7 separate regions of the Homo sapiens genome follow, and regions 1, 2, 3, 4, 5 and 6 are each linked to region 7. Evidence: chromatin loops called from intact Hi-C (ENCODE). Cell type or tissue: mammary epithelial cell. All regions are shown on one strand.

Evidence for each region. Peaks named below come from ENCODE experiments on the same cell type or tissue, not always from the same donor. Only the 100,000 strongest peaks of a DNase experiment are listed, where the experiment ranks them.
Region 1: it touches region 7 in a loop (21-fold over the local background); 4 of 110 quality-filtered maps call a loop at or near these places.
Region 2: a loop joins it to region 7, with 16 times the contacts of the local background. A loop is called at or near these places in 11 of 110 quality-filtered maps.
Region 3: a loop joins it to region 7, with 22 times the contacts of the local background. A loop is called at or near these places in 11 of 110 quality-filtered maps.
Region 4: it touches region 7 in a loop (10-fold over the local background); 4 of 110 quality-filtered maps call a loop at or near these places.
Region 5: it touches region 7 in a loop (7-fold over the local background); 9 of 110 quality-filtered maps call a loop at or near these places.
Region 6: it touches region 7 in a loop (29-fold over the local background); 7 of 110 quality-filtered maps call a loop at or near these places.

What each region holds. Positions count from the first base shown.
Region 1 is chr2:185,520,284-185,524,283 of GRCh38, forward strand. No RefSeq gene overlaps it. Among named protein-coding and RNA genes, the nearest start is that of FSIP2, 220 kb to the right of the region's middle. In mammary epithelial cell, no CTCF peak of the experiment used is centred here; no DNase peak of the experiment used is centred here.
Region 2 is chr2:185,289,676-185,293,675 of GRCh38, forward strand. No RefSeq gene overlaps it. Among named protein-coding and RNA genes, the nearest start is that of FSIP2, 450 kb to the right of the region's middle. In mammary epithelial cell, a CTCF peak has its summit at 1,556 (motif pointing right); a DNase peak (open chromatin) is centred at 1,566.
Region 3 is chr2:186,254,878-186,258,877 of GRCh38, forward strand. No RefSeq gene overlaps it. Among named protein-coding and RNA genes, the nearest start is that of LINC01473, 170 kb to the left of the region's middle. RefSeq lists an enhancer at 809-1,465. In mammary epithelial cell, a CTCF peak has its summit at 1,873 (motif pointing left); no DNase peak of the experiment used is centred here.
Region 4 is chr2:185,607,251-185,611,250 of GRCh38, forward strand. No RefSeq gene overlaps it. Among named protein-coding and RNA genes, the nearest start is that of FSIP2, 130 kb to the right of the region's middle. In mammary epithelial cell, a CTCF peak has its summit at 1,754; no DNase peak of the experiment used is centred here.
Region 5 is chr2:186,455,168-186,459,167 of GRCh38, forward strand. LOC105373785 (a long non-coding RNA gene) reads right to left here. Exons shown (of 2, transcript XR_001739147.3): 2 at 835-1,684. Among named protein-coding and RNA genes, the nearest start is that of ZC3H15, 29 kb to the right of the region's middle. In mammary epithelial cell, no CTCF peak of the experiment used is centred here; a DNase peak (open chromatin) is centred at 1,924.
Region 6 is chr2:185,206,573-185,210,572 of GRCh38, forward strand. The region is part of intron 2 of LOC105373781 (a long non-coding RNA gene); the gene reads left to right. Among named protein-coding and RNA genes, the nearest start is that of FSIP2, 530 kb to the right of the region's middle. In mammary epithelial cell, a CTCF peak has its summit at 1,899; no DNase peak of the experiment used is centred here; H3K27me3 peaks cover 208 bases.
Region 7 is chr2:185,736,652-185,740,651 of GRCh38, forward strand. FSIP2 (fibrous sheath interacting protein 2) reads left to right here and starts at 2,153. Exons shown (of 23, transcript NM_173651.4): 1 at 2,153-2,342; 2 at 2,695-2,820. The coding sequence starts at 2,244. FSIP2-AS2 (FSIP2 antisense RNA 2) reads right to left here and starts at 3,826. Exons shown (of 3, transcript NR_110217.1): 1 at 3,728-3,826. RefSeq lists a silencer at 2,285-2,554. In mammary epithelial cell, a CTCF peak has its summit at 2,407 (motif pointing left); a DNase peak (open chromatin) is centred at 2,410; H3K4me3 peaks cover 963 bases.

The sequences.
Region 1 (4,000 bases), 220 kb before region 7:
ACAAATCTAGGGTAAAAATCATACAGTTTACATATTTCTAAGTAAGATTTCACATTTCACCCCTAATTTCAATTTCAATATATTTTATGATTTTATTACTCTAAACAAGGAAACAAAATATATGGGGAGACAGAATATGGAGAGGATGGCCTAGGTTAATTCCTCATGCATAAAGGAGATGTAAAAGGGAGTATGATTCTAGTTATAGCTGAGTTCTCTTTCATGATGCAAAAGAGAATTTCAATAGAGATATAGGTACACTAGTTATTAACTCTACACTATTTGTGAAATGTTAAGAAAATATTATATACTCACATTTTCAAGGTGATAGCAGGCGAAAGTTTTTAAAAATCCTGTTCTGGTCAAACAGGAAGAGAATCAGGAAATAATTTGTCATATATATGTAAATATATATATTCATGAGCCTCCATATGTAAATGCAAATGATAATGACTATTAAAGAAATAACAAAACAAACATATATGTCAGAAGTAAATGGCTAGATAAGTTATGTCTTAAGTATTCTGCAACTATTCTGTTTCTACCTACAACCTAATGGGGTAACTTGGCTTTCCTATACCTTTTTTTCTTTTCTAATTATATGAATTCAACAAGCTAAACCAGTTGGCTCAGACACTTTTCATAGGAGAATTTGATGATTTATAGACTGCTATTGAAACCTGTCTAGAACTCTGATGTTTCTCCAGAGTTGGATAAATGTGTTCCAGAAAATAAAATTCTAGCAAATCCACTCATTTTTGTCAAAGACAAATATAAGCTGTTCAATTCCCATCAATATAAAGACTATTCATAAAAGGTATTTAAAAATTCAGCCCTGAAACCCAATAAATGAACTTCTGTTTATGATCTTCAATTTCAAGAGGTCTTTATCTGACCAGCATTATGTAGATTGAGGATGTGAGTTTTCAGTACTGACTGTGATATTTTAAACAAGGTTTATTGTCAGCTCTTCTCCCTCTTTCACCATAGCCCTCCCAATATGTCATATAATCAATAAAATCTCTCTCCAATGTGGTCATGTCTCCCCGACCGTTGCCCATTCAATTTTTCCTTCATACTCCCACACACATATCTTTCTCCCCTTCATTTACTGTGTTCTTTATTAAGACTATCATCTCACCCTGAGATCTCAAATCTCTATAATCTCTCCTTCTTCCATTTTGTCTTCTCTGCTTCCAAAAAAAGAAAGTTTTTCTTTTTAAGTTTGAATAATTTATCCCTTCTTTACTTTTCTCAAAAATTTTAATTAGCTCCCATCAGATATAATTTAAATGCAATGTCTCAACCTCCTGTAGAAAGTCCTCTTTCTTCCTTCTCTGTTTAACCATTACAGCTCTTCATTCTGTACACTCAGCCACATAGTGTTTGTACATGAAGAGATAGGCTTTGAGTCTGTTAGAGATCTGGAGGCAGAAGTATAATCTAGGAGGCATTAGTGCTGACTTCTTTTACATATCTCTCCATCCTCTCATCCATAATGAGTTTGCTTTGATGGGGCAGTAGAGGCTCATGGCTTAGAGAAAGTTAAAGGAGCCGTTGTTTGTTTATTCCAGTGATGGGTAAATTACCCAGAGTTTAAATGGGCAGGTCACAACAAGAAATTAGCTTCCTTCTCAATTCTAGCAGAAAAGTGTTGTGTACAGCATGGAAACTTTTATGGAAAACAACTCAAGAAAGTGTCTCACAAATATCTGTTGCATTATCATCTGTTCTGTATGACAGCATACATTCCATGTGTTCTATATCCTGCCCTAATAAACTTGAAACTTTGTAAGTGGTGTGTATGTGTATGGAGACAGTTGGGGGATTTTAGAAGGTCTTTTAAATCTATAACACTCTAATAAATTTTTAGCCCTTTACCCTTTTGTGCATTATTTCTTATGCTAATAATTCATCCCAGTAATTGTTTTGTAATTTTATAAAGTCTAAATGATAGTTTTTCTTCTAAGTACATCCCTGACCAATGTCTCCCTCATATCTCACTATATCTATCTAAACTATATGATATAGTTTGTCTGTGTCCTCACTGAAATCTCAACTTGAATTATATCTCCCAGAATTCCCATGTGTTGTGGGAAGGACCCAGGGGGACATAACTGAATCGTGGAGGTTAGTCTTTCCCATACTATTTTCATGATAGTGAATAAGTCTCACAAGATCTGATGGTTTAGCAGGGGTTTCCACTTTTGCTTCTGCCTAATTTGCTTGCCGCCGCTATGTAAGAAGTGCCTTTTGCCTTCTGCCATGATTCTGAGACCCCCCCAACTATGTGGAACTGTAAGTCCAATTAAACCTCTTTTTTTGTTCCGTTTTGGGTATGTCTTTATTAGCAGCATTAAAATGGACTAATACAGTAAATTGGTACCAGTAGAGGGCAACCTTGCTGAAAAGATACCCGAAAATGTGGAAGTGACTTTGGAACTGGGTAACAGGCAGAAGCTGGAACAATTTGGAGGGCTCAGAAGAAGACAGGAAAATGTGGGCAAGTTTGAAACCTCTTTGGGACTTGTTGATTGGCTTTGACAAAAATGCCGATAGTGATATGAAAACGTCCAGGCTGAGGTGGTCTCAGATGGAGATGAGGAAATTTTTGGGAACTGGAGCAAAGGTGACTCTTGTCATGTTTTAGCAAAGAGACTGGTGCCATTTTGCCCCTGCCCTAGAGATTTGTGGAACTTTGAACTTGAGAGAGGTGATTTAGGGTATCTGGTGGAAGAAATTTCTAAGCAGCAAAGCATTCAAGAGGTGACTTGGATGCTGTTAAAGGCATTCAGTTTTATAAGGGAAGCAGAGACTAAAAGTTTGGAGAATTTACAGCCTGACAATGCATTAGAAAAGAAAAACCCATTTTCTAGGGGAGAAATTCAAGCCAGCTGCAGAAATTTGCATAAGTAGCAAGGAGCCTAATGTTAATCCCCAAGATCATGGGAGAATGTCTCTAGGCCATGTCAGAGAACTTCCCAGCAGGCCCTCCCATCACAGGCACAGAGGCCCAGTAGGAAAAACTGGTTTTGTTCGATGGGCCCAGGGTTCTCATGCCATGAGCAGCCTAGGGACTTGGTGCCCTTTGTCCCAGCTACTCCAGCTGTGGCTGAAAGGGGCCAATGTACGGCTTGGGCTGTGGTTTCAGAGAGTGGAAGCCCCAAGCCCTGAGAGCTTCCATGTGATGTTGAGCATGTGGGTGCTCAGAAGTCAAGAACTGAGGTTTTGGAACCTCTGCCTAGATTTCAGAAGATGTATGGAAACAACTGGATGCCCAGGCAAAAATTTGCTGCAAGGGCAGGGCCCTCATGGAGAACCTCTGCTAGGGCAGTGTGGAAGGGAAATGTGGGATTGGAGCCCCCACACTGCATCTTACTGGGGAGGAGAGGGTCCCCTCATCTGAGAAGAGAGGGCAACCATCCTCCAGACCCCAGAATGGTAGATCCACCAACAGCTTGCACTGTGCACCCAGAAAAGCCACAGACACTCAATGCCAACCTGTGAAAGCAGACAGGAGGGAGGCTGTACCCTGCAAAGTCATAGGTTGGAGCTGCTAGAGACCATGGGAACCCACCTCTTGCATCAGTGTGACCTTGATGTGAGATCTGGAGTCAGAGGAGATCATTTTGGAGCTTTAAAATTTGACTGCCTTGTGGCCTGGTGCAGTGGCTTATGCCTGTAATCCCAGCAACTTGAGACGCCAAGGCAGGCAGATCATGAAGTCAGGAGATCGAGACCATTCTGGCTAACACGGTGAAACCCCGTCTCTACTAAAAATACAAAAAATTAGCCAGGCATGGTGGCAGGCGCCTGTAGTCCCAGCTACTCGGGAGGTGGAGGCAGGAAAATGGCATGAACCAGGGATGCAGAGCTTGCAGTGAGCCAAGATCACGCCACTGCACTCCAGCCTGGGTGACAGAGCAAGACTCCATCTCAAAAAAAAAAAAAAGAAAAAAAGAAAAAAAGAAAAAAATTGACTGCCCTGCTGGATTTTGGA
Region 2 (4,000 bases), 450 kb before region 7:
TAGATCAGTGGGGATATGGTTTGACTAAAAGGACAAAAGATTTAAGGGGACATTGGAATTAGTCTATATCTTGACCTTGGTGATATTTAGACAAAAGTGTTTTTAACAACTCATAGAACTGACAAGGAGTTTGCATTTTACTGTATATAAAATATTGGTTAAGGTTTCAGTCGCTTCCAAGATGGCCGAATAGGAACAGCTCCGGTCTGCAGCTCCCAGCGAGATTGATGCAGAAGACAGGTGATTTCTGCATTTCCAACTAAGGTACCTAGCTCATCTCACTGGGACTGGTTGGACAGTGGATGCAGCCCACGGAGGGTAAGCCGAAGCAGGACGTGGTGTCGCCTCACCTGGGAAGCACAAGGAGTTGGGGGATTTCCCTTTCCTAGCCAAGGGAAGCCGTGACAAACTGTACCTGGAGAAACGATACACTCTCACCCAAATACTGTGCTTTTCGACTGTCTTAGCAACTAGCAGACCAGGATATTCCCTCCCGTGCCTGGCTTGGTGGGTCCCACACCCACAAAGCCTTGCTCACTGCTAGTGCAGCAGTCTGAGATTGACCTGCAATGCTGCAGCCTGGCTGGGGGAGGGGCGTCTGCCAATGCTGAAGCTTGAATAAGTAAACAAAGAGGCTGGGAAGCTCAAACTGGGTGGAGCCCACAGCAACTCAGCAAGGCCTACTGCCTCTATAGACTCCACCTCTGTGAGCAGGGCATAGCTGAACACAAGGCAGAAGACAACTTCTGCAGACTTAAACATCCCTGTCTGACAGCTCTGAAGACAGCAGTGTTTCTCTCAGCACAGTTTTTGAGCTCTGAGAATGGACAGACTGACTCCTCAACTGGGTCCCTGACACACGTGTAGCCTGACTGGGAGACACCTCCCAGTAGAGGTCAACAGACACCTCATACAGATGGGTTCCCCACTGGGACAAAACTTGCAGAAGAAGGACCAGGTAGCAATATTTACTGTTCTGCAATATTGGCTGTTTTGTAGCCTTCTCTGGTGATAGCCAGGCAAATAGGTTCTGGAGTGGACCTCCAGCACACTCCAACAGACTTGCAGCTGAGGGGCCTGACTGTTAGAAGGAAAACTAACAAACAAAAAGGAATAGCATCAACATCAACAAAAAGGACATCCACACCAAAACCCCATCTGTAAGTCACCAGCATCAAAGACCGATGTGGGCAGGAAGCCACCTAGGTGCCAAGGCAAGAGACTAAATTCACAAGCTGTTCCAGTATAATAAAGAGACTGAAGGCACAAGCTGTTCCAGTATAATAAAGTGACTGAAGGCACAAGCTGTTCCAGTATAATAAAGAAAATACTTAAGAATAGTTATATTAGACATAGAATATAGAGATGATTATATATGAATATTATCAATCATTAATTTGTAGCATTACTCTTTATTCCAATGTTATAATAATCTCTGTTCTACAATTATAACCTAGGAAAATCCAGGCCATACACAGATAGGAGCTGAAGGGACATGGTGAGAAGTGACCAGAAAAGAGCGTAAGCCCTCTGTCATGCCTGGACAGGGCCACTAGAGGTCTCCTTGGTCTAGCAGTAACGCCAGTGCCTGGGAAGGCACCCTTTACTTGGCAGACCTCGGTCTAGCAGTAGCACCAGTGTCTGGGAAGGTACCGGTTACTTAGCAGACCAGGAAAGGGAATCTCCCTTTCCCCAGGGGGAGTTAGAGAAGACTCTGCTCCATCACCTCTTGTGGAAGGCCTGATATCAGTCAAGCCCACCTGCAGCCATCCAGAGACCTAAACGTCTCCCTGTGATGCTGTGCTTCAGCGGTCACACTCCTTGTCCACTTTCATGTTCCGCCCTGTACACCTGGCTCTACCTTCTAGATAGTAGTAGCAGAATTAGCAAAAGCATTAAAGTCTTTGATCTCTCCAAGAAATGAATAGAAGAAATAATGACATAAGCTGTCCCCTCTCTCTCTCTGCCTCAGCTACCAAACAGGGAAGGGACTCTGTCTGGTGGACACGTGACTCGTGTGACCTTACCTATCATTGGAGATGACTCACAATCCTTACCCTGCCCCCTTGTCTTGTATCCAATAAATAACAACACAGCCAGGCATTCAGGGCTACTACTGGTCTCCGCATCTTGGTGGTAGTGGTCCCCCAGGCCCAGCTATCTTTTCTTCTATTTCTTTGTCTTGTGTCTTTATTTCTATGATCTCTCGTTGCCGCACATGAGGAGAAAAACCCACAGGCCCTGTAGGGCTGGTCCCTACAGATCAAAGGTAGATAAAAACACAAAGATAGGGAAAAATCAGAGCAGAAAAGCTGAAAATTCTAAAAGCCAGAGCACCTCTTCTCCTCCAAAGGATCGCAGCTGCTCGCCAGCAATGGAACAAAGCTGGACGGAGAACGACTTTGATGAGCTGACAGAAATAGGCTTCAGAAGGTCAGTACTAACAAACTTCTCTGAGCTAAAACAGCATGTTCTAACCCATCATGAGGAAGCTAAAAACCTTAAAAAAAGGTTAGACAAATGGCTAAAACTAGAATAAACAGTGTAGAGAAGACCTTAAATGACCTGATGGAGCTGAAAACCACAGCACAAGAACTTTGTGATGCATGGAAAGCTTCAATAGCCAATTCGATCAAGTGGAAGAAAGGGTATCAGTAATTGAAGATAAAATTAATGAAATAAAGTGAGAAGACAAGATTAGAGAAAAAAGAGTAAACAGAAATGACCAAAGCCTCCAGGAAATATGAGACTATGTGAAAAGATCAAATCTACGTCTGATTGGTGTATCTGAAAGTGATAGGGAGAATGGAACCAAGTTAGAAAACACCCTTCAGGATATTATCCAGGAGAACTTCCCCAACTTAGCAAGGCAAGCCAACATTCAAATTCAGGAAATACAGAAAACACCACAAAGATACTCCTTGAGAAGAACAACTCCAGGACACATAATTGTCAGATTCACCAAGGTTGAAATGAAGGAAAAAATGTTAAGGGCAGCCAGAGAGAAAGGTTGAGTTACCCACACAGGGAAGCCCATCAGACTAACAGTGGATCTCTTGGCAGAAACCCTACAAGCCAGAAGAGAGTGGGGGCCAATATTCAACATTCTTAAAAAAAAGAATTTTCAACACAGAATTGCATATCCGGCCAAACTAAGCTTCATAAGTGAAAGAGAAATAAAATCCTTTACAGACAAGCAAATGCTGAGAGATTTTGTCACCGTGAAGCCTGCTTTACAAGAGCTCCTGAAGGAAGCACTAAACATGCAAAGGAACAACCAGTACCAGCTAGTACAAAAACATGCCAAATTGTAAAGACCATTGATGCTAGGAAGAAACTGCATCAATTAACGGGCAAAATAACCAGCTATCATCATAATGAAAGGATCAAAATCACACATAACAATATTAACCTTAAATGTAAATGGGCTAAATGCCTCAATTAAAAGACACAGACTGGCAAATTGGATAAAGAGTCAAGACCCATCAGTGTGCTGTATTCAGGAGACACATCTCACGTGCAGAGACACACATAGGCTCAAAATAAAGGTATGGAGGAAGATCTACCAAGCAAATGGAAAGCAAAGAAAAGCAGGGTTTGCAATCCTAGTCTCTGATAAAACAGGCTTTAAACCAACAAAGATCAAAAGAGACAAAGAAGGTCGTTACATAATGGTAAAGGGACTGATTCAACCAGAAGAGCTAACTATCCTAAATATATATGCCCAATATAGGAGCACCCAGATTCATAAAGCAAGTCCTTAGAGATCTACAAAGAGACTTAGACTCCCACACAATAATTATGGGAGACTTTAACACCCCACTGTCAATATTATAGAGATCAAAGAGACAGAAAGTTAACAAGGATATCCAGGACTTGAACTCAGCTCTGGACCAAGTGTACCTAATAGACATCTGCAGCACTCTCCACCCCAAATCAACAGAATATACATTCTTCTCAGCACCACATCACACTTATTCTAAAATTGCCCACCTAATTG
Region 3 (4,000 bases), 520 kb after region 7:
GTTTGAATGCCAGCTCTGCCTCTCTTTAGCACAGTAATGCTGGATAATTTACTAACCCTATCTGTGTTTCAATTTCCTCATATGTAAGATAGGAATAATAACAGAACCTGCCTCATAGATATGTTAGGAGGAGGTACTCCATGTAAATCACTTGGCATAGTACCTGGTACATATTAAGCAACACTTGATAAGCATTAGCTAAATGTAAATTGCAATTGCCTTTTAAGTTTTAATATCCCTATTTAAAAAAAAATAGTTGATTGCTTTTACTAACTAAGCCAGAAAAGGGAGTACTTTTTAAAAATTTAAAAACCTATCATTTTCTCTCAATGAATCAATACATGGACAAAAGGTAGATGTCAAAATGAACCTAAATGAGGAGAAGGGCAAAATAACAAAACAGTTCATGAAAAAAAAATAAGTACTAGGCCAGTCAACGGTCGCTCACACCTGTAATCCCAGCACTTTGGGAGGCTGAGGCAGGCAGATTACCTGAGGTCAGGAGTTCGAGGGCAGTCTGGCCAATGTGGTAAAACTCCATTTCTATTAAAAATACAAAAATTAGGCCGGGTATGGAGGCTCACGCCTGTAATCCCAGCACTTTGGGAGGTCAAGGCAGGTGGATCACCTGAGGTTGGGGGTTCAAGACCAGCCTGACCAACATGGAGAAACCCTGTCTCTACTAAAAATACAAAATCAGCTGGGCATGGTGGCACATGCCTGTAATCCCAGCTACTTGGTAGGCTGAAGCAGGAGAATTGCTTGAACCAGGAAGGCAGAGGTTGCCTTGAGCCGAGATCATGCCATTGCACTCCACTCTGGGGAACAAAAGCAAAACTCTGTCTCAAAAAAAAAAAAAAAAACCCAGCCATGTTGGTGGCCGGCGCCTGTAATCCCAGCTACACAGGAGGCTGAGGCAGGAGAATCGCTTGAACCTGGGAGGCAGAGGTTGCAGTGAGCCGAGGTCACACCATTGCACTCTAGCCTGGGCAACAAGAGTGAAACTCTGTCTCCAAATAAATAAATACATACATACATACATACATACTAACTCACTGGGAAACATTCCTGATTCGGCCTAATTGCCTTGCCTTTGACATCCTACCGGTCAAACCAGTCAGTGACCTGAATTAAGCCCAGCTGTTTGGCCCACATTACCATGCTAATGGCACCTGGGATCTAATTTACATCTGCGTGTCTTCACTGTTTGCTTCTTAAGTAAATACATCTGGGAAAGTTCTATACCTACAAACAAGCTTCCCACCAATCTTGTTTCCTTGCCTATAAAGGATTTTGCAAAGATTGCAGTAAACTTCTCTTACAAAATGTCTCATAACAAGTACAGAGGTGTCAACAGCACTCTCATTATAAAAAGAACTCTGATTTAACAGATGAAAGTGTTAAGAAGGCATTCTATTAGTGACATCCATTAATCTTAGGTTAAAGTGTATATTTTGGCAGTTTATTTTCTCTGCTTTAAGTGAACAATTAGTTTAATCAAAGTCATTTGTGAAACAGTTTGATTTTTCTTAATTAATGTCTGCTAAATTTACTTATAATAGACACACTCTGTTGCTAGAACCAAAACAGATATATTGCATGGTTATTAATTTCCAGTTAGCACTGTACAAAATTATTGAGTTGGAATATTTTCTGCCAATGTAGTTTTATTATTTTTTTTTCAAATGAATAATGTGGGAATGTAACTGGCACACCCATCCAATGAATGTAGTAGTTTTTCAGTGCCTGTCAACTTGAAGACAGTGCTTCCTTCATGAGACTCCAGAGAAAATTTAGCAAGATTAGGAGACACACAATGTAACTACAGTATACTTTTTTCTTTTACACATTCTGTACACAATAGTGACATCTTCTGGTTGACTGGAATATAGATGTTTGGGCCAACGCTTTGAAACCATGTCTTAACTCCTTTTCTAATCAAAACATGCTTTGCTTGCCTAAAGATACTATGGGAAATATCCCTGAATCAGTAGTAAATCATCTTTTAATAGATACCATCAAAATTCCAATTTAAGTTTTTTAGAATAAAACATAATAAAAGAACATACTTATTTTTTTCAAAACAAATTTATGACTGGTTAATTGATGAAATTAACTGACCTTAAAAATTCACTTGACACAATAAACAAGTCTGGTTTTTAAGCATCTGCTATGGAAATTTCACTTTCTAGGAAATTTAGTGACCACTGAAATAAATAATAAAAAAGAGAAAATTTCACCAAAATGATATTTTCAAGTCATTTCTAGTGAGCAGTGAGAGAGATTTGGTGGTCTGGGAGGAGGATGAGCCTAATGCTAGTGATATTCCTTTCCTCTCTGACTTTTTTCATAAAATTCTATCTATTCCTATGCAGAGCATCGTGGTCCCTGGGGATGCTTTAAGGGTGCTGTTCTTAGTGCTAAACTCTCATTTCACCTATGCAACCCTCTCCTAGTACAGGCAGCCAACCCAGAGCAGCACTGCATTCAGACTGGTTGTGGTGATTTCAACCCCAGGGTCCCAGGATAGCAATCTCTTCCATGAGGACTGAGCCAGGCACTGGCAGCTAAATATAAAATACTTATCTTATGATCCCTTTCCCCAGACTATAGGGGAAGGGTGACCTCAGTAATTTCAAGGTGATTTTCTTGAACCTCTCTTACTACAAAAGATGGAGGGTACTACATATACTTGTCATAAATCAATTAAGTATAATAAATACCAGAGAATTCTAACCAAAGACTAATGCAAACTTAACTTCCTATTAGAAATTATTCGTTAAAAACAAGAGGAATATTTAAGAGAAATAGAATATTGTTCCATCAGTCATTAATACAATGAAACAATAAGCATTATAAATTCCCATAATGCAATTTTAAAAGATAATTTAATCTTATAGAAATATAATCTTGGCCGGGCTGATTATAAAAATATAATCAGCACTTTGGGAGGCTGAGGCAGGCAGATCACCTGAGGTCAGGAGTTAGAGACCAGCCTGACTAACATGGAGAAACCTCGTCTCTACTAAAAATATAAAATTAGCCAGGCATGGTGGCTCATGCCTGTAATTCCAGCTACTCAGGAGGCTGAGGCAGGAGGATCACTTGGATCCGGGAGGCAGAGGTTGCAGTGAGCTGAGATCACGACATTGCACTCCAGCCTGGGCAACAAGAGCAAAACTCCATCTCAAAATATATATATATAAAATCTTATAAAGAAAATATATGTTATTTAACTGGTTTAAATAACAATAAATCAGAGAAGCTTATAATTAAAATTATACTAACTATATTTATCCTATCTTGTGGATCAGCTAGTATCTCTTTTAGTAATGACAGCTCTTCACAATCTAGTTATTGTATGTCTAAATGGATATTTGTAAAGAACAAATCGTGAAGATTTTTAATATGAGAAAATATACTGAAGGGAGGAGGAGCACTGCTAGGAAATATATATATATATATATATAAAATATGTATGTGTAAGTATATACACTACATTCTTCTTTAGAGTTAGAAATTGAGGCATCTATGTTTTCTGAAATTACAAATCAAATTGACTAAAGAAACAAGCTATAAATGTTTAATTATCTTTTAAATAATGCATAAAGTATATGATTAATAAGAATTTACTATTACCTTTAAAATTATATACTGAATATGTTTCCAAATTTATAAAAAGTATTCACTCTCAAAAGTCATAGAGATAAGGGCTAAATACAGTGGCTCACACTTGTAATCTCAGCACTTTGGGAGGCCAAGGCAAGTGGATTGCTTGAGCTTTGGAGTTCAAGACCAGCCTAGGCAATATGGTGAAACCCGTCTCTACAAAAAACACAAAAATTAGCTGGGCATGGTAGTGTGCACCTGCAATCCCAGCTACTTGGGAAGCTGAAGTGGGAGGATGGCCTGAGATCGGGAGGTTGAGACTACTGTAAGCCGAGATCGGGCCACTGTGCTCCAGCCTGGGTGACAGAGTGAGAACCTGTCTTAAAATAAA
Region 4 (4,000 bases), 130 kb before region 7:
ATATATATTTACTGTATATATTATATGTATATATAGTAAAAGATAAGAAAGCTTGACATCAAGGAAAGAGATACTTTGGCAACAGAGTGAAATTTAAAATAAATTTATTTGGCATTTTATTTTTTTATTTTTTTAAATCTGGCATTTTAAAGAACATATTGCAACCATAAAAAGTCAGAATTCTATAGTAATAAACTAGAAATAGAACAAAATACATTTGAGTATTACTAATTGTTGCTTAAGTTCAAAAAATAAACGTCTAAAATATAAAAATTTTTAAATTATCACAGAATTCACAAAAAGCACATATACTATGAAAGAAAATTTAAAAGACAGAAGATCCACTCAAAAAAAGAGAATAAAGAAAATGGAGTTAAACAAAATTTTAAATAGAAAATATGAGAAAATTAATCAAAGCTAGAGGAAACGTGTTTACATGGAGAGGGTTCACTGAATAACACTTAAATTTAAAAAATAAAATTATTTTAACCTTAGAATTCTGAGGTAAATTATCATTCAAGTGTGATGGTGAAATAAAGTTTCTGGGATTGAAAAATGTATTACCTATATAACCTCTATTAGGAAATTATTTTAAAATACACTTTTGAAAATAGGGAAGTAAACCAATGAGAGAAAACAGGGGATAGAACCTAACAGAGGTGACGTCCATGAAGGTCAACAAAACCAATGTGGGAGAAGAATTAGGGACTGCAATCTTTAAGAAGTATGGTGATTTAATAGAAGAGTCAAAATCACTTAGACCACGAAAGCTTTTCATAAATACAGTAAAAACAATTGATGGGGTCTGAAAAGAAAATAAAGTTTTACATAGAACCTTTTTTTAACAGGCATTGTTATAACAACAGTGCACTCATAGATAATTAAATCCTATGTCAGCAAATTCATTGTAAAGTAAGATTGTTGATAATAATTGCACAGAAGCTACATTTTGATTTTCAATGTTTAGTGCCATAATACAAATTATGGTAGACTTAAAGTATAATAATACAAAGTAGATTCCATGGAAGACATGATCCTATTTCACTGTAATATGGGAGAAATATTGTGGAAATTTAGTGACAAATTGAGATTATGGTTACTGTTTGTATTATATATGTGCAATATATGACTGTTGAGGCTTCCTGACAAATTAACATGCCTTTTGGCATATTCTGCTATGTGGTGAAATGCTTTTGACTCATAATTAAAGACTAGTGTCTACATATCTCCTTTGATAAAATCTACCTGACAAAGCATTACAGCAACAATATTAGTTGAAGTTTAAAGTGCTTATAAATCTCTTTAAATATTTTTTACACTTGTCCTATCAATAAACATAACTTTTTAGTTAAAAATACACATTTATATCCAAAGTATAGTCTTAAATCCTTCCCCAGTACATTCCTCTAATTACTGTAGTTTTCCTGCCTACATTTTGTTATCTATAAACTAATGATTGGTTTGTCATTAACAGGAGAGTAATTGCAACAGTGTTTTTTTTTGGCATTTCTTCTTCCAAGCATATCAGGATCAGCATACATGTTTTTTCATTAGCTCACAGCACAAATGGTTGACAGTTTAGGGATTTGTACAGCAGTTCTTGCTAAATTTCATTATTTGATCCGTCTTGATGAAGGAAAGGTTGTTATACGACTGTGCTGACAAACTGACAAACCTTGCTTCTGCTCTTACAACTTTTTAAACATCATGGTTAATATTCATCTAGTGTTCCTCAACTGTGTGCCACAGGAGGGCATACCATTCACATACAGTTAACTGAGAAATCATGGTGATGATTCAGACAAATATTGGAAGTGATATGCTGATGGTAGCAGTCTATGATTTGACCCAGATTAAGAAAAGTATATGTCGTTTTTCCTCTCATGCAATGTATGTTTATGGAGAAAGCATTTAGTTATTTGTCACAGTATTTTTCACTGTCTACTACATTTCTGTTGTATTTAATTTTATTTTTCTATTTTATCACTTTAAATATGCTATCATGGTAATTTCATATTGAAATACAAAAATAATGAAGCTTATTAAACAAAATCCTGGTAAAATATTTACATAACAGAAATGAAAATTGAATAATCCCATGATATTTGTTTAGATCCACCTATCCTACATATGCAAGTAGACATAACGAGGGGGTAAAATTTCTGCATTTAGATCTCAGCAACATTTGAATCATTTTTAAGTAATCATTTCATAAGATTGACAGTTTTCCTAAAGGTAGACTGTGTTGCCTTCATTGTGCTTTGAAAAAAAAGTATAAAAGTGAGGAAATAATAAATACTAAATGTCAATGCAAGATGAGTTATTGCAAAAGTTTTGCAAACTTTTGACCCTGATTATCATTAATTCTGATTTTGAATTTCAGTTTAAGTTTATTGTTCTTATTCTACCATTCTTTTTTTACAAGGGATTTTAAATAATAACATATAGCAACTCACTTTCTCATGTTTGTAGAAATCAAAAATTATTTACATATGTATTTACTCACTGAGGGTGGTTCTTCAAAATTTTAAACAATTAAATTTATAAATGTTCTAATACTGGTGTTTTTAATATATTATTTTTATTTTTTAATATTGGATTTCTTTTCATACATGGTTTTGTGTCAAAAAACAAACTTTATTTGAACTACAATGCTATAGTAAAAAGTTCATTTTTTTACTTTAGTCAGTTTTATTATCAATTTTGCATTTTTTTAATTGAGCTGAATCTTAAAAGGTAGGTTAAAAATTGTGCAGGAAGAGCAAAAGAGAAAAACCTTTCAGTGGAAAAAACAGATGAATGTCAAGTACAGATGTATATAAAGGATAAAACTGAATGAAACATATGTTCAGAATCGGAATAAGATTTTTTTCCATAATTTATCCATTTTCATATGTATATATGTATCATTTCTAATTCTATGTTGTTATCAGATTGGATGACTTATTTGCCTATTTCCCTTTTCTTTATAGCTATTTTTGTTACTCATACATAGCATAGCTCCTACTACACTAATTATATTTTAATTCTGAATTATTGGGAAGGCACTCTCCTAGGCACTAGAAAAATAGCACAAATGTAAAAGTCAAAAATACATTATTCTCATTTTCAAGTTGCTTACGATCTAACCAGTGGGGTAATTGGCTACTTTCTCTACTACTGATTCTTGGCACTTGCTGGGTTCTTCCAGTCCCATTTGTTCTTTAAAGCCAGTGATCTGTAGCCTCAGTTTGAATCAGAGAAGATCTTTAAAATAGATACTCAAAACAGTGATGATTGAATGGTACAACTATTTACAACAGGCATTTCCTCTCTTGTCAGAGTTAATGAAGGCATTGTGAGCAGCAGTTTTTGGACTGTCTACCAAGGATAATTTCATTCTTCTATAAATGTTTAAAATGTAACATAAAAAGTTAAAGCTAAGTAAGTGAATGAAACTAATGTTTTTGTATGGATTACACTTATTTTAATATATAATGAACACATTTTTGTTATATATAATTAATTAGCCACACATATCACTTTTATTTCAAGTCAAGGAAAAACAGGTAACTTCTTATTAAGGATTGGTTGTTTTATAGCCAATCATTCCACATGCAACCTGTTGGGGAGGCAAAATATTCTCAACCCAATATTGGAATAGCCAGATACATCATGAAAATATTATACTCTAAATAATTTGGAGAAAATATTTATAGGTCATTTTCAATTTTCCATGAGCTTTTGTTCCTCATAGAGCTCCGTCACATCTTTGTACACACAGCCTCTGTTGACCCAAAATAAGTGGGTTGCTTGCATCTGCTCTAGTCTCTTCTGTGCATATGCACAGTTTCTGGTCAACCCAGGATAATGGGCATGGCTTATCAATTTCTCTACACCTATCTCACTCCTAGAACTGCCTCTTAAATTCCTCAGCTAGTCCTTTGGTCTATTATTTGAGCCAACAGAACGACCCTAGCTGGCAGGGTCAGTAGCCCTCCCGTTTGCTTGCCACTAAGAT
Region 5 (4,000 bases), 720 kb after region 7:
TATTTTATACCAAAAATAAGATTCCCTATGTACAGTAGAGTATATAACCAGCTACGTGGTTAGTAGCACCATCATCTAACTAGTCACTTGAGCAAGAAAGCTAGTAGTTATCTGAGATTCCCTCCTCGCCATTATATTACCATTTTCAATTAGTTAATGAGACTAGAGGATTTTCCAAACTCAATTTACCTCTCCTTCCCTCCCTCTTCTTTATTCACCTTCCACTGCTTTAGTTCAACTCCTCACTTACACAAATTTAGTATCCTCCCTACCTCCCATCTTCTTCTCTAACTCAACCTCTTCTCTGCTGTCAGAGTAATGTTTCTGTAACAGAAATTAAACTACGTCATTCCTCTACTTAAAATTCTGTAATGGCTCCTTATTTCTGATAAAATAAGATCCTTAGTATATAAGGCCCTTCTACTACCTACTACCTTGTCCTCAAAGACAGTAATTCTATCTTAACATTATTATATCTGCAGCCCAACTCTTTAACAAGGTTACTGTTAGGTAAGCCCATTTCTTTAACAAGCTTACTGTTGGTACCTGCTTTCTAGCCACAACTCCCATCACCCTTTCTGCCTCACATGATGCACATCATTTTTCTAGCAGGACTAAATCATCTGCCAGTGCCAGAGTACATAAATCTATCTCAAGCTGTGACTTTTCACAGGCTGGTCCTTTTCCTGCTGTTACAGGTTTCTTTTTACAATTCATGCTCCAAGACTCAGTAAAATGTTCCTACATGGTTTCATGCCTTATTTCCTATTTTTTTGGATTTTTTTCCAAAATTTCCAACTTTTCAAGACAAAATTAACTATTGCCTCTTCTGTATTCCTGTTGCCCTTTGTAGATTTATTATTATTATATTTGTTATAAGTATTTTATCAACATAATTCATTTGATTATGATAACACTTATAATATTGCTGTAACTGCTCAGGTTTTTAACACCACTCCTAGATATTGAACCTTCAAAGTTCAGGGTTCTATTCATTTTTATATCTCCAGCATCCATCACAGTCTGGCTCCCAGGAAGTGAACTTAATAAAGGTCTGTTGAATAAATATATCAACATGAGACAAAAATAATATCATTAAGTAATTGGTTGTTACTTTAAATGTTCTCCTCTGAAAAGACATTATGATTAGGGTGTGTGATCATTAGGCTACATCCAAATTAATCTTGGAGATGATCATTGTTGTCATATGTTTATATGCAATCAAAACATTATGGTTATTAAGTTGCTTTTGTCTTTTTCATATCGGAGAGACAAATTTCAACTTTGTCAGGATTTTTTTGTACACCACACCATGCACTTTGCAGCATGGAATATTCTTTTTCAACCTCTAATAGCAAGGGGTAAGGAGGTGGACATAAGAAAGGCTAACTTGGTATGAATGGATCTTGGGACAATTATGCCTCTCTGCATGGCTTCGTTAACAGGACCCTCGACATTTTGCTCATGATCCATTTATCAGACTGTAATTTCTAGTATTCACTTTCTTCCTTCATGAAAATCCAAACTGTTTATCTTTAGGTGCTTACCTTAAAAACAAAAGTTGCTCAGGCTGGGTGTGGCGGCACACTCCTTTTTTGGAGGAGCATTTTGGGAGGCAAGGTGGGCAGATTGCTTGAGTCCAGGAGTTTGAGACCAGCCTGGGAAACATGGAGAAACCCCGTCCCTACAAAAAAAAAAAAAAAAAAAAAAGTTAGTCAGCCTGGTGGCATGCATCTGTGATCCCAGCTACTCAGGAGCCTGATGTGGAAGAAACACCTGAGCCTGGGAAGTCGAGGCTGCAGTGAATCGTGATTGCACCACTGCACCTCCAGCCTGGGCGATGGAGTAAGACCCTATCACTAAATAAATAAATAAACTAAATTTTTTTTAAGTTGCTAATCAAATAGGATTGGACCACAAACCCATGAGTGAGCCCAGCTAGCATTAAGTAGACCCAACCAGCCTACGCATACATTCATAAGCAAAAAATCACTGCATATTTTATGTCATTTTGTGGTTTTATGTTATTTTGTGGTTGCTTATTTCATAGCATTATTGTGGCAATGGATAGCTGAAACAGAATTCTAGTTCAGAAAGTCTCCAATTAAAATATACCAGTAACAGGTAGTTGTGAGAGTTTGCCAGCCCTTTAGTATCCATTTATAGCAATCTTTGGAGAGATGTAGATTTGCCTTCTCTTCTCCCACTGATGGGAGACCAGGCACAGTAGGCAATATAAAAAGAATTAGACCTGAATGTCTGGAAACCAAAGTTTTAGCTGTGGCTGTACTACTAGGTAATAGGGGCCTCAGACAAGTTAAAATAAGATAATATTAAGATTACAGTTGTTCCCAAATCTGACTATAAAAGTACTGGAGAAATTTTCCGGTGACATTGTTTTTGACATAAATTCCCAGTAGTTCCGAGGTGGTACTAGAAAAAAGCTTTTAAAAGTTGGTTATCTGCAAGATTAGGGGTCTCAAATCCTCAGTTGTATTTGCAAGTTATTTTTACGGGTCATTCCAGATTATTTTTTATCATTCTTTTCTTTGGTGAGCTATTGGTATGAATAAAATTACTTAGAAAATAAGTGGTGCATTAACACCAAAAAATGAATAAAGCCCCTCTCTAATGATGAATTAACCACTCCAATGTGAAAAGGTCTATGTATTTTCTAAGTAAAATGGTGTTTACAATCTACAGTCTGGTTGTGGTAGGCAGAATTCTAAGATTTCCAGTCCCTGGTGTATACAAACACCTTCTCTCATTCAATCAAACACTAATCTAGGTGCTAGTGTGAAAGCATTTTATAGATGTAATTAAGCTCCCAAATCAGTTGACCTTAAAGTAGAAAGATTACAATCGCAGAGAGTCTGGCCTAATCACACGAGCCCTAAAAAGGAAACAGGTTCTTCCTGATAAAAGAGATTCAAAGCATCAGAGGACTCCACGTCAGGGAGATTATCTGATGCTGGCTTTGAATATAGAGGGGGCCACAGGGCAAAGAATGCAGGTGGCCTCTAGGAGTGGAAAGCAGCCCCTAGATGACTGTCAGCAAGGAAATGTGGACCTCAGTACTACAACCACAAGAAATTAAATCTTGCCACAACCACATGAGCTCCAGACAAGAAGACAGCTAAAAAAAATCTTGATTTTAGCTTTCTGGGACCTTCAGCTAAGCCATGGTCAGACTTCTGACCTATAGCAGTGTGGGATAATAAAATGGCTGTTTCTTCAAGCAGTAAAGTTTGTGGAAATTTGTTGTACAACATTACAAACCTAACACACTAATATAAAGGGTTCTGTATTTGAATTTTGGAATTTAGGAAAGCTGAGTTCCTGGATCCATTACTGTAATTGATTAGATAGCCTAAAACAAGGCAATGGCTTTCCTTAATGCCTTCCCTTAGCCTGTAGAATCCCATAACAAAGCAGCTTAATATTACACAAAGTAATATATTCAGAATTTAAATACGTCCTTAAAACAAATGTAGAAATAAAATATTCACTTTGCTTTGCTTTTCTTACATTGTGAAGAATCCCTCCTATCTGTCATAAAAATGACTTGATTTTAATTAGGAGTCTAACAAAAAAAGTAACTATGATATTCCAAAAAAAACTCAGTCATCAGTTCTGGCAAACATTCTGTTAATAAATGATGTTATTAGTATTTTATGTATTTAATTTTAATGATTCTGAAATAATTATCGATATTATAATTTATTATTTAAGTCTACTATTCTATAAGTAAATCTAGGTTAATCTGGCAGAAACCACTGCTCTGAACTCAGTGGAAAAAAAGGAGAGAGAGAAATCTATTCAGTTTACCTTGAAAAATTCTCTGAGCAATCTCTTTAAAGCACACGTACAAAAATTAGAATTTAGAATTTAACAATTCAGAATTTCAGCGATTTTCATTTAGAATTTCAGCAATTTACATTCTTTTAATAATTGCTTCAGTGATGATGTTATTAAAATAAAGTACCTGCATTTGCCATGA
Region 6 (4,000 bases), 530 kb before region 7:
TATATATAATTTGTCAGGAAACTTCTCCGTTTATATTCAAGCTAGTATTCACAGGTTCATTTATAGTTTCTGGCAGGTAGTCTTTTTCCAACCCAATGTTTTAATACAGTTCTAATATTAATCCTGCCCTCTTATTGTGGAGCCTATGACAAAAGTACAAATAAAAGCCTTCTTAATAAATGCCCAAATATTTTAAAAGTATAAATCAAGAAAATCAAGCATTACATAAAATATGTTCTATATCCTGTTTCAAGAAATATAACTATATTATTCAGGCTTCTCCAAAGAAATAGAACAAATGGAATCTCTCCCCAGCAAGCTGGAAATTCAGGTAAAAGTTGATGTCTCAGTTTTAAGTCTGAAGGTTGAAAACTCAGGCCAAATTTCTATGTAGACATCTGGAGGCAGAATTCCTTCTTCTGCAGGAAACCTCGATATTTGCTCTTAAGGCTTTCAACTGATTGGATGAAGCCTATTTGAAGTCTGATCAAGAAAGTAGGTACCATATTTTAGCAATTAATATGCAAAACTAACCATTACAATAAACATTATTATTAACTACAGCATTAAAATATATAAAGTTTGTCTTCAATAAAACTACATAAAGGCAACACATCAAGGATGAATGAATTGAATTATTATCCTACACACCTGGATGTTATGTTGATGGGACAATGAGATTTGGATGAGTATAGAAGACATGTAATTCATAAATATATTTTTGTAACAAAATATATTTGTATTGCCTTCTTTTTACAAAGTCATTATTTCTTATAAGAAATAATTTCACATAATGTGTATTTTATTCAGTTATGATCTTAAATCATAAATGATAAATAATTGTATTTAAAGTATCCAAAATTTGGATATCAAATTTTAAAATTAAAGTATATATATTTTCTAAGCAGTTATTTTTCTTTAAATATTAAATGTTATTTATTAAATTTAAATTAATAAAATGTAAAATGTATTCAAATAAATTTTATTTGTAAATTTAATTTAAAATTATGAAATATCTAAAAATGAATTTATTTACAATTCTACCATTAAATATTTTTCTATTTGGCAACATAATAATTGGTATCAGGCTTCATGTGTTACTTATAAATGTATGAATAAAATTTTAAGTTATATAAATAAATGTTTATCAATAGCCATGTAAAATGTTTATGAGTACTGTACTAAGTGATTGCCTTGAAAATTAGCAGTGGGACTTATGGCATTCAGATACAGTCAACTTTTGTTTTGAGGACATTGCTCAAAGGACACAGAGAAGCATGTTCCTGGGTCCTGGCATGTGCGAGGTAGGCATGAGAGTAGATGTTTAAGGTCACAGGGTGCACTGTATCAGTATCATGCAGCAGATTCCAAGTGACAAAAGTGCACATGTGTATTTTTTAGATTATGTTTTGTGTGGTTTCAGTATTAGAGACTTACTGAAGGGCAGGGCCCAGAGAAGAATCCCTTCTTGTCATGTTCTAAGGCTAGCACATTCTAACTTCAATACTTATTGTATCTATCTTCTACAGAAAGTCACCTGAGTTCTCTGAACCTCTTTATCTGTGAAAGCATTATAAAAATATGGGTCTTTCCTAACTACGAAGTTTGAGAGAATCAATGTTTGTGTACAATCTCTATGACACAAAAATGTTAGACATCGTTATTGATATTTCTTCATTTTTGCTGGATATTTTTCTCATGTTGTTGTCTGTAATAGGCATGATGGTGCTGCACAGGCTACACTTTAAGAAGGACTTTGTGTAGCAGTTGATAGAAGTACTGTCAGTAGATAACCTTCAGCTGTCAGCCTCTTCAGGGTTATCTCATCTTCAGAGTGGCCTCACCTTTCCTGAGGCAGCCCACTTGATGAGCCCTGTTAGTAGCAGGATTCCTCATGGGGGCAGCAGAGGATCATGTAGGGACTCGTTTCAACTTGACTTCTCCCTATTTCCTTCCTCTATCCAAACTCCACTGAAGGATTTGCTTCAGTGGAGTTTAATACCACAGTTGATGCTAAGAGAAGTCAGGTATATAGGTTAATAAGGTAATATTTGGCAGTAAGATCATGAACTATCATCTGGTGACATAGATTCTGTTTTACTGCTCAAAGCTCCTAGCAGAAAGGGATGGTGCAATTGGTTAACTTTCATGGGTGGAGCTTTAGGATGGTACACCAGTGGAAAGATAGTCAAGGTGGTACAATATATTAGGTATCTGAGAAACATAAAGTAAATAGTAACTTCAAGGACAATAAAATGCAGTGGCTACTACTAAGATCAACAGATGCTAAAAAGTAAATAGGGAAACGCTGAGATCAATTAACAGGCAATCAAAAGTTAAGTGTGAAAGCCAGTGGTTTCATTAGTAGTAAATAAAGAGGCTCACATCTGATTTGAGTTGGGTGGGGGACTATGTTGAGAAGACTAGTTGAGAAAACTCATCCAAATAATAGCATCAATTACAACCATTCATGTGTCAGACATTTTAGTCTTGCTACATAGGTCCTTTCCAAATGAAAGAGCTAGAAATGTGTTCTTGTAATAGGCATGTATTCCAGGTATGAATTTTCCTCTTCTGTTTGAAAGGCAGCAATTTCACAACTAGATGGCTTATGAAATGTCATAGGATCCAACATAACATTATGTCAGACCATGGAATCTCTATTAGAGAAGAGGAACTACAGATGTGTGCTCATGTCTGTTAGTTCTATTGATTGATTGTATCACATTCTCCATCAACTAGGAGCTACTAACCAGCTAAAACAATGCAACAATCTGCTGTGGGCACAGCTGAAGCGCCACCTGGAAGAAGATACCTTGAGAGGATAACAAGGATGAGCCACAAGACACTATATTGTATATAAAGCATATAATTTTAATCAAATATTCCTACTTCCCCAGGAGTCTTGGGAATAGGAAATTTAACTACACTTACTATCACTCCCAGTGACCTTCTCAGGGGATCTGTGCTTCCTATTCCTACAACTTTGGGCTCTACAATGTTAGAGGCCTGGGTCACTAAAGGCAGACCACCTTTTCCAGGAGACACAACAAGAACACTATTGAGCTACAGCCTATGCCTGCTGCAGGGGCACTTTGGGATCCTTCTGTCTGTGGTGCAGAAGATTAAAAAAGAGGAATCACCACATCGGTAAGAATAATTGAACCTGATTATCAGAAGGAGGAAGGGCTGCTTTCACAATGGAGGCGGGGAGAAATATGTTTTGAACCCAGGTGATCTGCTTGGATGTCTCTTGGTACTTATTTCCTTGAGCAAATGTAACTACAAATGAACAGGTACAGTACTCCTGGCCTGAGAAGAGGATGTTGACAAGGGACTTGGATCACTGATGGATAAGGATTTAGCTATGACAAGTAGAAGTGGTTGCCAAGGCTAAAGGTGATTTAGAACAAATAGTAAAGAGATGATGAGTATCAGTTATGTTCCCAAGACCATCTCCAGTGGTTCTTCCCAATAATCTTATTGCTACTTGCCAATAATCTAACTCTTCTAACATTCTCCCAGAAAGACAGGTCTGCCAGAATTTTGTAAGAACCCTGAAAAAGCTGCTTTATAAAGGTATAAAAGGAGTTGAATCCATGAGGCACAAGGGATGGCAGTGATGGGCATGGAGCTCTGACACCCAGATCATCCGGGTAGGAAAGAAGAGTTTCTCCAGCCCTTGGGCATACTGTCAGCAGAGAAGTTTCGGCTGTCAGTTCTTGGGACTGCCTCAACTGCAGAGTGGCCTCACCCAAGGGTATGCCTGTCTTAGTGTAGCTCAAATCCAATGACCAAAGAAGGTAAGGATATCAAAGTCTGGCCATTTAGCTCAACACAGGATAATGCTGGGCCCATATTTAGCTCCAGAGTTTTCTGTCAGATCAGTGAACTTTTCCCACCACCCATCTTGCCTTTTGTACCCTCCCTTCCACATTGGTTCGTTCTAAGAACACCCCAATAAACATCCCTACACTAAACTGTGTCTGTGTCTCAGAAC
Region 7 (4,000 bases):
GGCTGTCAGGCAGAGGGGACAGCATAAACAAAGATGCAGAATCACGCATGAATAAGCAGGCCCCATGTAGAGAACTAACCACAAACAGTTTGGTGTCATTTGAGGTTCAATTCTGAGAGGTGGTACAGGGGAGTTATGTCTCAGAGATGGACAAAAACAGGGCTGTGAGAGGTAGTATAATAGTACCCCAAAGATGTCTATGTCCTCATTTTCAAGACTGAGTATGTGAATATTTCATAGCAAAGAGGAATTAAGATTGCTAATGGAATTAAGGTTGCTAATCAGCTGATCTTAAGATAGATAAATTAGCATGGATAACCTAGATGGGCCCAATGTAATCACAATGATTCTTTAATTGTAGAAGAGAAGGAGCAGAGGTCTGAGTCAGAGAGAGGTTTGAAGATGTTACATTGCCAGATTTAACGTGTGAGGAAGAGGCAACTTCTAGAAGCTGGAAAGGGCAAGAACATAGGTTGTGATCTAGAGCTTCCAGAAAGAACACAGCACTTCCAATACACTGGTTTCTGCCCAGTGAGATTCTCTTTGGATTACTAACCTCCATCACTGTAAGGTAATATATTTGTGGTAATTTAAGCCACTAAGTTTGTGGTGATTTGCTGGCAATAAGAAACTGATACAGAGACCAAGTAACAGAGGCCATTACACACTTTGCGCTGAGGGCAGTTGGGAGTTTAAAGTGAGGAAGAGAAATGGTCAGTTTGCCATCAAAGATCAAATTGATACAAGATGGATTTTTGGGGTAGATGGTGGCAGGGAGATGTTATAAGGCTGTGGCAATGGTGCAAACAAACAAACAAACAAAAAATGATTAGCGGCTTAACCGGGAGAGTAAAGTAGGAGTAGATAGAATCGGGCAAATTAATTTTAGTGATAAAATTAGTGGGACTTGGGGACCAACTAAACATGGGAGATAAGGGGAAAAAGAAGTATCTAGAAGCATTCCTTAGTTTCTGGCTTGGGTAGACTTTGGTATTGTCACTGAGATAGGAAATGCAGGAAGAAGCCTTTGTTTTTTTTTCCTGTTTTGGTGAAAGTTGTGTGTTGAGATTTGAGTAGATTGAATTTAAGACAATTGTGGGATATCCATATGGAAGCTGGCAATAGACTATATCCCAAGCTTAGATTTCAAATTTAAGAGTCCTAAGCACATGTGTGGAATTACAACAAAGAGAGCAGAGTGCACTGATTAAGAAAACAGCCTCAGGAGCCACCATTTAACAGCAATTGTCAGTCTTCCTCAATCTTTGAAAAATAAAGAGTAATTATTGATAAGGCTACTAAAATAAATAAATGTTTAAAAGGGTGTTTGGCACAGTATATGGAAGTTAGTAGATTCTGAAGAAATGGTAACTGTTATTACTAGTCGGGCCAGAAATAAAAGAGAACAGCAGTGGACCAAAGAAAGTATGAAGTTAAGTCTAAACAACAGGTGGGTTAGACACATACTGTCTCTGCCCTCAGAATACTCCCAGTCTAGTTAGCTTCTTACAGTCAGGGGCCATATTTTACTCACGGCTGTGTCCTGCCCAGTGCTTAGCTCAATGACTGGCCCAGAAGCGTCAAGCACTTTATAAATTTCGGCTGGATGGTTGAGGAGAAAGAGGGAAATAGGATCAAGCTGCAGGAGCAGAGAGGAGGCAGTGGGAGAGTGGTAAAGGGCGCTAGAAAGGAGAAGGAAACCTAGGGGACAGAAGAGGCAGGAGGAAGGCAATGAGCCCCTTAGGAAGCCAACGCGTCTGCCTTGTGGACCTGGTGTGGGAAGAAGCTGTGGGAGCCTGGGGATGGGGTGTGGTCTATATGGGGGAAGATGTAGAATGGGCAAAAACAATCACTCGGGAATTTTTATTGAACGGAACAGGGCTCCTTGGAAGCCAGGGGAAATTAACCAGTTACCCACCAACAAAGCTTATACGTTTTCGTTAGGATTGGCTAAGGCGTGATGGTTTCAGAGAAAGATGAAGTTTCAACTGTGGTCCTCTCAGATCAGGCCTCTCGGACCGATTTTCCCAGCTCTGCGGGCGCTCTACGCGCTGGCGCGAGCCGCCCCTCAGGAGGCCACCGCCCTTCTGGGGCCGCTACCATTGGAAGCCTGGAACGCGGGGGGCGGGGCTGAGGTCGTTGGGCTCTGGCCATTCCTGGTCAGGTCCGGACAGAGGGACAACGGGGTGCTAGAGAAGGAGAGCGGGGCGGGTGAGGAAGGGGCTGAGGGGGCTGTGCCGGCCATGGAGCTGTACCTCGGCGCCTGCTCCAAGCCTGCCAAAGTCGCCGTCACCAAGACGGTCGCCAGCGTCCTGGCCGCGGACACCCAGCAGTGCAGAGACGTGAGTGGCCGCAAGCTGGGCGGCGTCGCCCTCTGGCGGCCGCAGGCCTGCTGGGGAGCGGGGCAGGGATCGCCACACACGGGTCGCGAGGCTCCCAACTGTCCCCCGTCAGGAGGCTGCCCTCTTGCGGCGCCCGGGGGCGGTGGCGGTGGCTCGGACTGTACCGGCCGCAACTGGCAGGCGCGGGACGCCAGGAGAGCTGGTGACCAGGGAAAACGGGAGGACTTCAGGATGCCCCGAACCCTGATTGTATAATTCTTCGGAGTCTTTGGTTGCAATGGAAGTAGATTGGTCTAAACTAAACTAATACTGCCTAAAAGGAAAGACAAAACTCTCCAATTGTGTCTGACAGGGCGTGCACAAAACCCACTTTGCAGGGGTTGGACCGGCTCAGCTACTGGACCTACCTCTCGGGGTCAAGCTGCCTGTGATCCCAGGAAGCAATGCTGTATTCTATACTACGAATTTCGGTGAAAAGGTGAACAAGTTTTTATCGTCTTTCTTTCCTTTACCCTTTACTACTTGCTGTTTAACTCAAAGGCTGCATCATACAAAATTCATTAAAGGAATTTGCATCAACATTTACAGGAAAAAGAAAATCCCACATCTGACCGAAGGTATTGTTTAGAATGCATATGAAGCACTTTCATCTTAATGGTTTGGACATAATCATATTCCAGAAAGTTTAGATTCTTAGTCCTTAATTAACAATTCACGGTACCATATTAATATTCCTTATAATAAAACTTCATATATACTTATATAGTAAGATTTGATGTACTTAGAAACATGTTTAGAAGCTGAAAGGTTATTAGTGATAGCTGCCATTTAATGATATGTTACGATTTTAACTGACAGTATCTTGGACCAAACTCTCTTCACGGGAAACATTATTTTGTTTTGAGTTGAATTCTATTTTACACATAAAGAAAAAAAAAAGAACTGAAACAGTGGGACTTAAAATGAGTTAATATGTTTAGTACTTTAACCTTACTTTAATGAAAGAAAGCCCTGCCTCAATGAGGAAGAGACTCCATAATTTGCCCCAGCCTTTCCATCCAGCATTGTCTCCAACCAGAGAGGCTCAGCTTCTTCAAGTTGAGTCTTTCACACCTACCCATAAATACCATGCTAATACTTCAGTATTTTGTCAACTTTGCCCCCAAACCTGGCATACCTTGTCTTCTTCTCCCCAGTCTATGAATCTGAGCTATCAAGATTCTCTGAACTGTGATAGCCCCCCCGTTAGCTTATTTTTGCTTAGAGTTCACGTTGCCCTTGATTTGTGTGATCTCACTTACACAAACCATAGTTAATCATACTGGATTATAGTGTGTACTTCCCTTAAGCCTTTTCATGTTTTTAGTCCTTAACACCACACCTACCCCCAAACCTCCCCAGCCTTTGACTAAGTAGTCAATGCTGAAGGAGGTTTAGTACATTCTTGTTGACTGGTTGCTTTTATCAGTTTTGCAAAAAGTTCTACAAGAAAGAATTCTAAGTGGCCCACTTACCCTTCTAATGTCTATGATGTCATCAGAAATAAATAGAACCCCTTGGTATTTGATACTTGCTTAATGTCTTATACAGTTCAGGCTGTTATAACAATGTACCATAGACTGGGTGGCTTAGAAATAACGTAAATTTATTTATCATTG